Regions from separate parts of the Homo sapiens genome. Here region 1 is linked to region 2. A link is a contact called in ENCODE Hi-C or POLR2A ChIA-PET data. All regions are on one chromosome and are shown on one strand. The core of a region is the stretch at or near the end of the contact, and the rest is flanking DNA. Distances in the headings are between cores, read along the strand shown.

Region 1 (7,290 bases), core at 1,776-4,275, 42 kb after region 2:
CTAGGAAAGGCTCAGGAGTGTTGTGTCTAAGCTTACACAGCCACTTAGCAGCAGAACAACAGCTGTAAGCAGGACACTGTGCCATGTCTGTGTCCTCACTCAGTTGATGAAGAGAGAGACTGTTAACGGTGGCAGTCCAGGGAAAGCTCTTCAGGAGAAACTGGTCTTGAGGAACACTCTGCAGAAGCATGGGCTGGTTTAGTTTAACAGGAATGAAGCTGAACATAGAAACAGGAGCCTCTGCCTGAGTCTGTGGGGTACTGCTGACCCACCGAATGACAGTAATGTGAGTGACGCAGGAAGCCACAGTGGGGAAGGCCTCTGTTTTCCTCTCAGGAATCCCCATAACTAAGTGTCCTAGTGATGGACACTGGGGACCCTGGGACCTTGATTCTAGAAATGATGCTGCAGTGTCTATGGGTAGCCTCAAAGGGATCCTGGGATTTCTTTACTCATCCATCAAACATTTGTTAAGCTCCGACCATGGAGTGTAAACCAAATTTTGTAAATCTCAGATAGGATTCTGAATCCTGCCATCAATTTCAATGCCACTGAAATTGATATTATCACCCAAGTCCTCTTGGGTCCTCTGCTGACTCATCATGAGTCCATCATCGCACCAGGAGTCTGTGTGACCTGTGTTGGGTCAGGCCTGGTACCTCCCCTCTCAGATGCCCTTCTTGAAGGCCCCCTCCCCACGAAAGGATGCTCTCAGCTCACCATCCTACTTGGGAGCTACTGGAGCCAACAACACAAGGTCATCTGTGGCCTTGGGTGGATGAATCAGACCTCCTAGGGTTATTCTCCTCACACTGACCCTGGCAGTGCTGCAGTACAGCTTTTCCTTCATCTCCCCCAGCACTCCCAGACTGAGGCCTCTCTGCAGGGCTGGCAGAGGAGCAGCTCAGCACTGGCGTAAGGGCCCTCCCAGGGCTTTTGGTCTTCCTGTCTCTAAATTGGCCAAGTGGAGCCAAGATACCCCTTGATTACTCTAGCCCTTCATTCCTCATTTGTGAAGATACTCCTTAAGGCTCAACCCTTCAGGGTTTCTGGAATCCAGCTATGAATTTCACAATTCAGGGCCTCTCCTCTGCCTTCCTCCAGAAGGACAGGCAGATTCTGGTTTTCTGAGCCTCTGGGCTATGGGGGTGTGGCAGACTGAACAGTGGCTTCTCAAAGATGTTCTCTCTCATCCTAATTCCTGGAGCCTGTGAATATGTGACCTTATGTGGCAAAAGGGACTTTGCAAATGTAATTAAGGATTTCAAGAGGGGTGATTATTCTGGGTTATCCAAGTGGGCCCAATGTAATCACAAGAATCCTTATAGGAGGGAGGGAGGAGAGCCAGAGTTGGAGAAGGAGATGTGACAATGGAAACAGGGGCGAGAGAGAGAAAGATTTGAATCTCTTCTGGCAGATTTGAACCTGGCTGGCTTAGAAGGTGGAGGAGGGGACAATAAGCACAAGAATGCAGACGGCCTCTAGAAGCTGAAAAAGACAAGGAAACAGATTCTCCCCTTGCATCTCTGGAGGGAATACAGACTTCCTGACACCTTAAGTTTAGCCAAATAAGACCTATTTCAGATTTCTGACCTCCAAAATTTTAAGATAATAAACTTGTATTATTTTAAGCCACTAAGCTTGTGGGAATTTGTTATAGCAGCAGTGGGAAACTAATATGGTGGGACTAAATGTCAACTCTTTAACAGGGTCCAGCAGGGCCTCAGAAGCTCCCCAGGTGTGTCTCTCCCCAGTCCTGTCATTCTCCCCCTGGTTTCCATTTGTGCTTCAAAAATAACAAAGACCATGGTGCTCCAAACATACGCTACTCTCTTTCTAGCCTCCCTGCCTCTGGTCATGATGTTATTCCATCAGAAATGCCACCTACTTTCCCCCATCTCTTCAATGAACTCTTATGTTTCCTTCAAGACTGAGCTCGAACACCTCATCTTCCTTCCTTCCTTCCTTCCTACCTCCCTCCTTCCCTCCCTCCCTCTCTCCCTTCCTTCCTTCTTTTTTTTTTTTTTTGAGACAGGGTCTTACTCTGTCTGGAGTGCAGTGGCACAATCACAGCTCACTGCAGCCTCAACCTCCTGGGCTCAGGTGATCCTCCTACTTCAGCCTCCTGGGTAGCTGGGACCAGAGGCATGCACCACCATGCCTGGCTAATTTTTGCTTTATATTTTTTGAGACAGTCTCACTCTGTCTCTGGCTGGAGTGCAATGGCACAATCTCGGCTCACTGCAACCCTTGTCTCCCGGTTTAAGCAACTCTCCTGCCTCAGCCTCCCAAGTAGCTGGATTACAGGCGCCCGCCACCACACCCAGCTAATTTTTTGTATTTTTAGTAGAGACGGGGTTTTACCATGTTGGCCAGGCTGGTCTCAAACTCCTGACTTCACGTGATCTGCCCGCCTTGTCCTCCCAAACTGCTGGAATTACAGGCGTGAGCCACCACGTCTAGCCAATTTTTGCATTTTTTGCAGAGACCAGGTTTCACCATGTTGACCAGGTTGCTCTCGAACTCTTGGGCTCAAGCGATCTACCCGCCTCAGCCTTGAAAAGTGCTGGGATTATAAGCATGAGCCACCATGCCCAGCCTCATTTTCTGAGAAGGTGCCACTGAGTTCTCAGATGGGCTGGGGAAGGCCTTTCTCAAAGCTCTTAACACATGTATGATAATTCCTTTCATGTTTGCTCCCCACTAGACCTAGAGGCGGACTCTGTGTTTAAGTGCATGTACCCAGCAGTTAATAAGTGGATGGATGGATGCATGCATGAACAAATGAAGGAAGCTTTCTTTAAAATGCTCACTGGTCTAGTAGGGGTGCTGGGACATATACATATAATTATAAGGCAGATTAGAAAGGCCTGCACATCTTCAGGGAGGAGCAGATGAAATGCTTTCGGGGTTAGAGGAGAGAGAAAACAATGTCCTACCTTAGGACCTGCCTGCCTCTCTGAGGGAGCAGAGGGCTGGGGGATGGGTCATATTCAGGTCAGAACAGCAGCGGCTGGCTGACTTCTAGTGATGACCTCAGTGCTTGGCATAAACACTCAGGCATTTCCTGAGTGCCTGTGTAAAGAAGGCTTCTTGGGCCCCTTGTCTCCTTAGTAATGTCATCCATTTCACCCGCTCTCTGGCGCTGCCTCGCTGCCCTGGGGGTATCTGTGCCTTTGCTTTCACAAACTCCTCCCATCACAGTCATGTCTGAAAGCTCACTGGCAAGAAGGAACCCCGTTTTGCTGCAACCCCCAACCCTTACCCAGATAGTTCCCCTCACCCACTTTCCCAAATTTACTCAAATTACTTTCCCAAATTATCTTCTAGGAATACACAGTGCAAGTATCACAGGGAGAATCGTTCTTCTACCAAAGACCTCGGAGCCAGAGGGAAACACACAGAAACCTAACAAACCTCAGTTTCTTTTATATTTTGAAAAAGAACTACTTACCATCTAAACCTAAAATACAACAGACTACAAAATATATTTTTTAGTTTCACATCATGGTCAGTTAGTTCCAGAGGAGAAAAAAAAAAAACACAAGGGAGAAAATGGAAGAGGAAAGACAGAGTAAGAGAAAGGAAGCTTAAGAAAGCTAGGAGGGAAAGAGGGAGTGAGATAGAAGGAAAGCAAGGCCAGTGCAGTCCATCCACCCAATTCCTGTACCTCATAATCATTCCATTTCCATTCCCAATTCAACAAATCAAGTGTTTGTTGCTTAGTGAAAACCTGGAAGGCAGATTTCAAGCAGCACTTCATTCTGCATTTTTGTGTGTAGAGTACCCAGATGTCACAATTGTCCTAGCTGCTGAGGACTCAAACACCAGGCAAAGGGGAAGTGATGTGGCTGAGGCTTACGATGCAAGGGGGCAGTGGTGAGAGGTGAGGATGGAGAGAGGAGCAGTAAGCAGGGCGCCATCATGGAGATTGCCAATTCATTCAGTTTTCTGACCAAGGCTTTGTTTGTTCAGAAACATTTTCCTCTGATAGCTCTTTGATAATGACTTCTGCCCCAAATTATTTTGTTCTCTTTCAGAGACTCCTATCAGCTCTCAATTGTATTCCTAGATGTTTTCCATATTTTATTTTTTTCTTTTTATTTTATTTTTTGAGACAGATTTTCGCTCTTGTTGCCCAGGCTGGAGTGCAATGGCGTGATCTTGGCTCACTGCAACCTCTGCCTCCTGGGTTCAGGCGATTCTCCTGCCTCAGTCTCCCTAGTAGCTGGGATTACAGATGGATGCCACAACGCCCAGCTAATTTTTGTATTTTTAGTAGAGATGGGGTTTCACCATGTTGGTCAGGCTGGTTTCGAACTCCTGACCTCAGGTGATCCGCTCACATCGGCCTCCCAAAATGCTGGGATTACAGGCATGAGGTACTGCATCTGGCCATTTTCCATATTTTCTTATCTAGTCTCTCATTTGTTTCCTTATTTTCTGTTTCCTTAAAGTAATTCACTAATTCAATATTTTGTAGTGTCTAATTGCCCAGTCAATGCTTCTATTGGGATTTTAAATTTAATACCATATTTTTAATCCTTATTCAATATTTTATTAAGATTAGCTTTTTTTCATGATAGTTTGCTTTAGTTGAGAAGAGACAATATCCTTTGAATTCTATTGACAAGTCCGGTATCTTCTAAACACTTCTACTCCAGAGGAAGGCAGCTTCTCTAAATCTTTAGACATTTGTAGTCCTCTTCTTGTGAACTGCAGATTCCCTTCATAGATCATTTCCTCCAGAATTTATAATCTTACATGGAAAGAGCTGTATCTTCCTAGTATTATAACTATATTCTCTTAGTCTTTTCCTTATGTTCACAAGAGAGCTGCCATAGCTCTAGGAATCACATACATTCAAGGCAGGAAGAAGGTAAAAAGGGTGATGTTAGCCATGCTTATAACCTTTTTCAGGAAAGCAAAAGCTTTCTCAGAAGCTTCTCAGAAAACCTCTAGTGTTCAAAATGGTGTCATATAGGCACTCCTATCTCTATGGGAAGCTGGCAAAAGAAGAGTCTAGCTGTTGCTGTCTCTATAGTGCAGGCAAGCAAGGAAGAAAGGGGTTAGCAGCTCTGTTGCCCAGGCTGGAGGGCAGTGGCGCAATCTCGGCTCACTGCAACCTCTGCCTCCCGGGTTCAAGTGATTTTCCTGCCTCAGCCTCCCGAGTAGCTGGGATTATAGGCGTGCACCACCATGCCCAGCTAATTTTCATATTTTTAGTAGAGACAGAGTTTCACCATGTTGGCCAGGCTGGTCTCGAACTCCTAACCTCAAGTGATACGCCTACCTCAGCCTCACCAAGTGCTGGGATTACAGGTGTGAGCCACTGTGCCTGGCCAGAGTTTACCCTTAAAGGGTACTTATTTCTACAAAAACTCCTCCTTTTCCTCTGCCAGTAATCAGTCAACCAGGCCTCTCCGCCCTGACAGTCAACAGGTAGGCTGCTGTCAGGCAGGGCTTGCTTGTTTATGGAATCAGGACTGCCTTGTACCCTTCAGCACCAGTTCTCTGCATTGTTGATCGCTACCAATCCAACAATATTGGCTGCAGGGCCTAAGGGGTGGGCTTCCCAAAAGGCACCTGCCTACCCTTACCCCTGCCCACCCACCCCGCCCCCGCCCCCGGTCTCCCAGGGAGAAACAGTCCTTGCTTCTCAGAGCCCATTTCTGCCTCATCCCAGACAAACAAGCCTCAGCTCTAAATGGCTTCCTTCATTCCAGTTTTTACGGCATTAAGATTTGGCAAAAATTCCTCCAGTTTCTGGCACAGAGGCAATAGCCATCCATCGTTTCTAGTGCTGCTGCTGCAGATTTTTCCATATTTATGTATTCTGTTGAGTACTGTAATGAGGATTTGTGATAGAGAAGAATCGTAACAGGGCTATGCCCATGTCATACCATCATGACCCAAAGTGCACTCTTCCCTTTCACAAATACACTGTAACGTGCCATCAGCCAACACTTACATTATCAGTTAGCTCCATCATGAGGAATTAGTTTACAGTCAACTGGAAGTTGCAATGGGAATCAGGACAGGGTCTTGAAGGAGGAGTGGGATGAGGGAGGTCTCAGAGGGAAGAAAAGGAGAACTAGGAGGGAAACAAGAAAGTACCTAGTGCCAAGTTCATTAACCTAGATATATGTGGCTTGATGGTCCCCAGGGTGTAGCATGAACAATCCCACATCCCCTTGCTTTCTGAGCCTAGGATTCCTTCTCTGTTCCCTCTGACTACCTTTCTTCTTTGCTATCTGGCTATTTCTGCTTCTGTCTTCCTCCCTCATTTGATTTTTTAAAATCCCCATAATATGAAACATATTTTTATTTAGTTTCTACCTCTCCTTATTGTAAAAAGCAGAGAAATGTTCTGTATTTTCCTCCAATAAAAAGAAAGAGAAAGCACTTTAAATCATAAAGTTCCATCTAAATGGATTTTTTCCTGTGAGTCTGCAATCCCCAATTGGAAAAATATAAAGGTTCCTTGCTCCCAGGCTAGTGAAAGAAATAGTAATAACATGATGGAAATGAGGGGAGGATGGGGAACGAGTGCAGCAGACCAGAGGGTGGATGGAAAAGCAGGACTGCGAGGCAGCCCCCCCAAGGGACAGGCACCACAGGTGTGGAAGAGTGCAAACAGGGGCTGCCACCACTGCTTGGACCACTCTGCCTTGTCCCCCTTGCTGACCAGGACAGTGAGAAAGGACAAAGGCAACCAGCTCACTAGGATCCCCTGTCTGCTTTCTGACTCTCCAATAAGTGGCATGGAAAGGTATCAGTAGAAAACAAAATGAGCAATTTGTCAGTGAAAAACTCTAGAGTGACTAAGAGGACCAGCCCTGCAAAATCCATACCTGGGGAATGAAGATGAAGCAGTTGATTGTAGTTGTACAAACAAAGATCCCTCCAGATGTGAGTCCAAAGACCAGGTTGGGCCAGGAATGCAAGTATCTGGTGACTACAAAAAGCAGCCCAGCAGCCAGTACAAGGAGGTTGACCCCCACCATGATGGTTAAGGACTGATTCACAGGAGGGGAGCTGACATGGCCAGTCAGGCCAGCCAGGTAGGCACCATACAGCAGGAGCAGACCCTGGGGGGTGAAGAGGTGACGGAGGCTCAGAGAAGTGGAACAAGAGGTCAATGAGCAGTAGGTTTGCAACCAATTTCCTCATCTGTAAAATTAGGATAATAATACCTACCTTAAGGACTGCTATGAGGATTTACTAAGATATCACATAAGAAAACCCTCAGGGCAGCCCCTTATACCTACTAGATACTTAATAAATGTT
Region 2 (6,403 bases), core at 1,651-4,150:
AGCCTGGAGCTTTGCAGGCAGCTGCTGATGCCACATTCAGTCAGGAGACAGTCAGTGTGATCAGTGGAGTGCAGGACCTCATGGCTCTATGAAATGACATTGGTAGACTAAAGTAGGGGCAGGCAAGCCAGGATCATTAAGAGTGGCCAGGATGTCAGTCTGTACTCTGAGGTATACAAGGCCTCAGTAAGGTTAAAGTTCAGGATGCCAAGAACGGCAGCTGTGTTATAGACAACGTGGGTTGGGTTTTCTGTTACTTGCACCTGAAAGTATTAATTATGTGTGTGTGTGTTTTGTTTTATTTTATTCTATTTTTATTTATTTATTTGTTTTTTGAGACAGGGTTTCACTCTGTCGCCCAGGCTGGATTGCAGTGGTGCAATCTCAGCTCACTGCAGCCTCCACCTCCTGGTTCAAGTGATTCTCATGTCTCAGCCTCCTGAGTAGCTGGGATTACAGGCATGCACCACCACATCCAGATAATTTTTGTATTTTTAGTAGAGATGGGGTTTCACCATGTTGGCCAGGCTGGTCTTGAACTCCTGACCTCAAGTGATCCACCCACCTCAGCCTCCCAAAGTGCTGGGATTACAGGTGTGAGCCACCACGCCTGGCTTATATTTTAATATATACAGATGCATAAAATAAATTTTGTATAAACAGAACTGTTAAAGGTTGTTATCCAAGTAATGAGATTACAAGTGATTTTATTTTTAACTTGTCTGTATATTTAAATTTTTTTTTTTTTTTACAATACACTTTTTTGTTTTTTGAGACAGCACCTCACTCTTTCACCCAGGCTGGAGTGCAATGGTGCGATCTCGACTCACTGCAACCTCTGCCTCCCAGGTTCAAGCAATTCTCCTGCCTCAGCTTCCCGAGTAGCTTGGACTACAGGTGCGTGCCACCATACTCAGCTAATTTTCGTATTTTTAGTAGAGACGGGATTTCACCATGTTGGCCAGGCTGGTCTCGAATTCCTGACCTCAGGTGATCCACTCAACTCGGGCTCCCAAAGTGCTGGGATTACAGGCGTGAGCCACTGCACCCCACCTGCAATGAACTTCTATCAGCCAAGGTTCTTGCAAGCAATAGAACTGACTAAGCCTGATTTAAATGAAAGAGAAATTTGATGAAAGAGTATTGGGAACTCACATAACTACCTGGCAGTTCAGCAAATCAGGCTTGGAAGGAAAGCAGTTACTAGAGAGCCCCAATATGCCCAGAATAAGTCCAATGAGGATTTTGCTTTTGCTGACAATAACCCTTAGCCATCGCTGCCACTGACCCTTGGCCGCTACAACTCACATTGCTACCTAGCCTTAAATTCTGGGATACCACTGCTGGTGACCTGAAAACTCAATATTGCTACCTATTCTGCCTTCAACTGCCACGAGTATGTATACCTGGCTCTTTATGATAATAGCCGCTGATTCAAATATCCAGGGAGTTCACTTGTTTGACTGAGCTTAGGACACTTTCCCATGTCCAAGGACAAAGAGCTAAGAAAGTGAAAATCTGAACTTTCATCTTCTCTAGTGGAAGGCAAAATCTGTGCCCACCAAGACTCATAAGATAGTGAATGCTCTGAATACGGATGTTAAAATAAAAAGTAAAAATTTCCTTTACTCATATAATATTCTTGAAAAAAATCATAAAACAAAACAAAACAAAAAACCCAATCCACACCAAACCAAATTAAACCAAACCAAACTAAGTCAAACCAAAAGTCTAACATCAATGTAAGCACTTCTGGAAAAAATCACTACTTTTTTAAAAAAATAGGAAAAATAGCTGCACACATATTAGGCACATTTGAGAAAAAAAACAGTTTTCATTAAGTCATCTGAATTTACGTACCTTTCATATCTGAAACACATTTATCTCACATTTCCTGGTTTTCTAACCAAAAGTTTGATTCAGAATACCTGCCATCTTTTCAAACTCTCTGATGAATTTACTGTCACCAGAAGCTATTTCTTTTAATGTACCAACAGATATAATGAATTAGACATAGTCTGATGTTATTAGGAGCTGAGCTTCTTAAAACATGGTTAACTGAGTAATAAAGAATGCCTCTCCACTCAGTTACGTATTTTTTTGTCATCAAAAATAGAATTATTTTAAATGGTCAAGAATGACATGTACTCCGGCCAGGTGCAGTGGCTCACACCTGTAATCCCAGCACTTTGAGAGGCCAAGGCAGGTAGCTCAACTGACATCAGGAGTTTGAGACCAGCCTGGCCAACGTGGCGAAACCCCGTCTCTACCGAAAATACAAAAATTAGCTGGGTGTGGTGGTTTGCGCCTGTATCCCAGTTACTCAGGAGGCTGAGACACGAGAATCACTCGAACCTGGGAGGTAGAGGTTGCAGTGAGCCAAGATCACACCACGGCACTCCAGCCTGGGTGACAGAGCGAGACTCTGTCTCAAAACTAAAAATAAATTTAAAAAAGAGTAACTTGTATTCAATGATTCATTTACTAGAGTTAACAATAACTATATTTAAACAAGCAACCTGGAACAAGATCAAAAGAAATCCAAAGACCTAGATACAGTTAAGTAGATTTGTTTTTATCTCCTACAAATTTTCTTTCCTATATATTTTTTTCTTTTTGAGACAGCGTCTTGCTCTGTTGCCCAGGCTGGAGTGCAGTGGCACAATCTCAGATCACTGTAGCCTTGACCTCCTAGGTTCAAGCAATTCTCTTACCTCAGGCACCCAAGAAGCTAGGGGCATAAGGCATGTGCCACCATACCTGGCAACTTTTAAAACTTTTCTGTAGAGATGGGAGTCTCACTATATTGCCCAGGCTGGTCTCAAACTCCTGGCCTCAAGCAATTCTCCCTCCTTGGCTTCCCAAAGTGCTGAAATTACAGGTGTGAGTCACCATGCCCCGCCTTTCCTGTATTTTTGAAATACAAACACCAGAACAGTTTTCTTTAAAATACCAATGTCATCATATCATTCACATGCTTAGAATTTTTCAAAATCTCTCAGTGCCATTAGGAAAAGTACAGACTTCTGAGCTGGTTACTAAGATTTCTCTTCTAGGCCGGGTGTGATGGCTCACGCCTGTAATCCCAGCACTTTGGGAGGCCAAGACGGGCAGATCACCTGAGGTTGGTAGTTTGAGACCAGCCTGACCAACATGGTGAAGCCTCGTCTCCCCTAAAAACACAAAAATTAGCTGGACGTGGTGGTGGGTGCCTATAATCCCAGCTACTAGGGAGGCTGAGGCAGGAGAATTGCTGGAACCCGGGAGATGGAGGTTGCAGTGAGCTGAGATCACGCCATTGCACTCCAGCCTGGGCAACAAGAGCGAAACTCCATCAAAAAAAAAAAAAAATTCTCTTCTAAAAGGGAATCCTTGTACACTGTTGGCAGGAATGTAAAATAATACAGCCACTATGGAGAACAGTTTGGAGGTTCCTCAAAAAACTAAAAATTGAGCAACCATATGACCCAGCAATCCCACTGCTAGGTATATACCCAAAAGAAAGGAAATCAGGGTATTGAAGAGATATCTGCACTCCTGTGTTTGTTGCAGAACTGCTTACAATGGCTAAGATTTGGAAGCAACCTAAGTGTCCAACAGAGGAATGGATAAAGAAAATGTGGTACATATACACAATGGAGTACTATTCCGCCATAAAAAAGAAAGAGATCCAGTCATTTGCAACAGCATGAATGGAACTGGAGGTCATTAAGTTAAGTAAAATAAGCCAGGCACAGAAGACAAGCAGCACATTTTCTCACTTACTTGTAGGACATAAAAGTCAAAATGATTGGGCTCATGGATATAGAAAGTGGAAGGATGGTTACCAGAGGCTGGGGGGGGGAGTCGGGGGGAGGTAGAGATGGATAATGGGTACAAAAAATAGTTAGAATGAATAAGACCTATTGATAGCACAATAGGGTGACTATTTAAATAATTATATATTTTAAAATAAAGTGTGTAATTGAGTTGTTTGTAACTCAAAGGATAAATGCTTGAGGGGATGAATACCCCATTCTCCATGATGTGCTTATTTCACATTGTGTCCCTGTAACAAAACGTCTCATGTACCCCATAAATAAATACACCTACTGTGTATCCACAAAAATAAAATAATAGTAATTCAAAAAGAAGAGACTAGTAAGCATTAAAAACATCCTGAAATTTTTTCCTTTCCATAGCAATATTGAAAAAAAAAAACTAAGTTTATCATTCTGTGAAAAAAAAAAATTCTCTTCTATGTGGCAGCCCCAAACCTACCTTTCCAGCTGCATCTCCCACTGTTTCCCTATGAGCACTTGCATTTCCAGCCAGTTGGGTCTCTGAGTAAGTCTTGTTCTTTCTTGGTGCTATGCCTATGTTCATACCATCTTCTCTACATAGAAAACTTTCACCAGCTCTTCCTATCCATATCAATTTTACTTATCTCTAAAAATCAGGCTCATATCCTCTGTGCTGTGTGAGGATTTCTTTGACTCCTAACTCGTCAAGTCAATCTTTCTAATTCCCATACCAAAAAGCATTCTTGTTCCAGTTCTTAATGTTGCTGTTAGGTTGTAAGGTGTGTCACCATTTGTTACCACGAAGAATTAAAGCAGAAGATTATGAATTTTAAAGTCATTAATTAATTGAAGCATTTTAAAGATTCTTTCCCACATGAATGCCACTTTCCCCCACCTGAGTCTGGCTGGGCTTTCTGTATGGGGGGCCACCTCTACAGCACTGGTGACAGCATGTCACCTGGTGTCTGCCCAGGAGTGTGTCTTGCTGAATGATTCTGAGTGCAACACTTTGCCATCCACTCAGCTTGTCCTTTAAGATCAGCCCCCAGGGCTCATGTTGGAGTATCAGACACCTCTAAAATATTGAGACTCCTGTGCAGGGATTTACGGTAGGGGAGGACCCTTGAGATGACTCCAAATCTATAATGTCCCTAGCAGCTTCAGCAGTTACCAGTGGGTGGAGATGTTAGGAAAGGAGTTATAGTTTGGGTGTAGTGACATGGTGGAGACAACACAGAAGCTGCCAGGACAGGCAGTGGTAGAGAGATGATAGAGACCACTTTGCAACTGAAAAAAACTTTGGGAAAACACGAGACCACCCCATCCCCACCCCTGCTTAGAGACTCCCAGAAATAGTTGGGTGGTATTTGAGAGTGGTCAGATTTCCCAGAGTTGAAGGCGACAGCAGAGTCAGAGAAATAACATTTTTACCATTACTGTGACTATTTTATTTCAGACAGGTGTGGCCTAGGACAACATGGGTTATATTCAGATGTGTTTATTTGCCATCTTAAGGCACACAGAAACAGCAGAGAGATAAAAATAGTTGCGTTTAGGTTACAGGATTATGGGTAATTTTTGTGGCAACAGTTTAATAACATATATAGTTATTATTAACCAGTTACCACAGAATTAACAAATATTATAAATATAAAAATGTTATCAAATTGCTACCATAAAATTTTATATGTTTAAAAAATATGGGCCAGGCACTGTGGCTCATGCCTGTAATCCCAGCACTTTGGGAGGCCAAGGTGGGCAGATCACTTGAGATCAGGAGTTCGAGACCAGCCTGGCTAACATGATGAAACCCCATCTCTACTAAAAATACAAAAATTAGCCAGTCGTGGTGGTGTGCATCTGTAATCCCAGCTACTCGGGAGGCTGAGGCGTGAGAATCGTTTGAACCCAGAAGGAGAAGGTTGCAGTGAGCTGAGATCGTGGCACTGCACTCCAGCCTGGGTGACAGAGTGAGACTCCATCTCAAAAAAAAAAAAGATATAGTGTATATATGTATATATTTATATCAATACATATTCACACATATGTACAAGGCATACCTTGTTTTATCATGATTCACTTTATTGCATTTCACATATGTATATTGCATTTTTACAAATTGAAGGTTTGTAGCAACCCTGGGTCAAGCAAGTCTATTGGCACATTTTTTCCAATAGCATATACTCACTTCCTTCTTGTGTCACATTTTGGTAATTCTCATAATATTTCTAACTTTATTTTTATATCTGTCATGGTGATCTATGATAAGTGACCTTTGATGTTACTATTGTGACTGTTTTGGGGCACCATGAACTGTACTCATACAAGATAGTGAACTTAGTTAATGTCGTGTGTGCTCTGACTGTTCCACCAACTGCTCAGTCCCCCATCTCTCTCCCTCTCCTCCGGCCTCTCTATTCTCTGAGACATGATGATGTTTAAATTGGGTCAATTGGCCAGGCACGGTGGCTCACGCCTGTAATCCCAGCACTTTGGGAGGCCGAGGCAGGTGGATCACGAGGTCAGGAGTTCAAGACCAGCCTGGCCAAGATGGTGAAACCCCGTCTCTACTAAAAATACAAAAAATTAGCCAAGCATGGTGGCATGCCCCTGTAATCCCA

Evidence for each region. Hi-C counts contacts between places; a loop is a spot of excess contacts on that map. ChIA-PET counts read pairs that join two places held with the same protein, here RNA polymerase II (POLR2A). Pooled maps may share reads with other maps.
Region 1: a pooled map of left cardiac atrium shows a loop between it and region 2 (5-fold over the local background). The contact joins two enhancer-like sites. A Hi-C loop is called at or near these places in 5 of 168 maps with a recorded cell type or tissue (Caco-2, MCF 10A, PC-3 and 2 more) and 4 of 50 pooled maps. POLR2A ChIA-PET finds 5 or more read pairs at or near these places in 5 of 52 experiments (MCF 10A, PC-3, PC-9 and 2 more).

Annotation. Positions count from the first base shown.
Region 1 is chr3:120,174,271-120,181,560 of GRCh38, forward strand. It overlaps GPR156 (G protein-coupled receptor 156), which reads right to left. Exons shown (of 10, transcript NM_153002.3): 8 at 6,855-7,091. All of the region lies in intron 1 of LOC105374065 (a long non-coding RNA gene), which reads left to right. Among named protein-coding and RNA genes, the nearest start is that of GSK3B-DT, 83 kb to the left of the region's middle. Within about 2 kb of position 3,026, at least 14 of the 41 ENCODE cell types and tissues checked have a DNase peak (open chromatin) inside an H3K27ac peak, as active enhancers do; they include PC-3, PC-9 and mammary epithelial cell, where a contact is called at or near this core.
Region 2 is chr3:120,132,776-120,139,178 of GRCh38, forward strand. No RefSeq gene overlaps it. Among named protein-coding and RNA genes, the nearest start is that of GSK3B-DT, 41 kb to the left of the region's middle. Within about 2 kb of position 2,901, at least 3 of the 41 ENCODE cell types and tissues checked have a DNase peak (open chromatin) inside an H3K27ac peak, as active enhancers do; they include PC-3, PC-9 and mammary epithelial cell, where a contact is called at or near this core.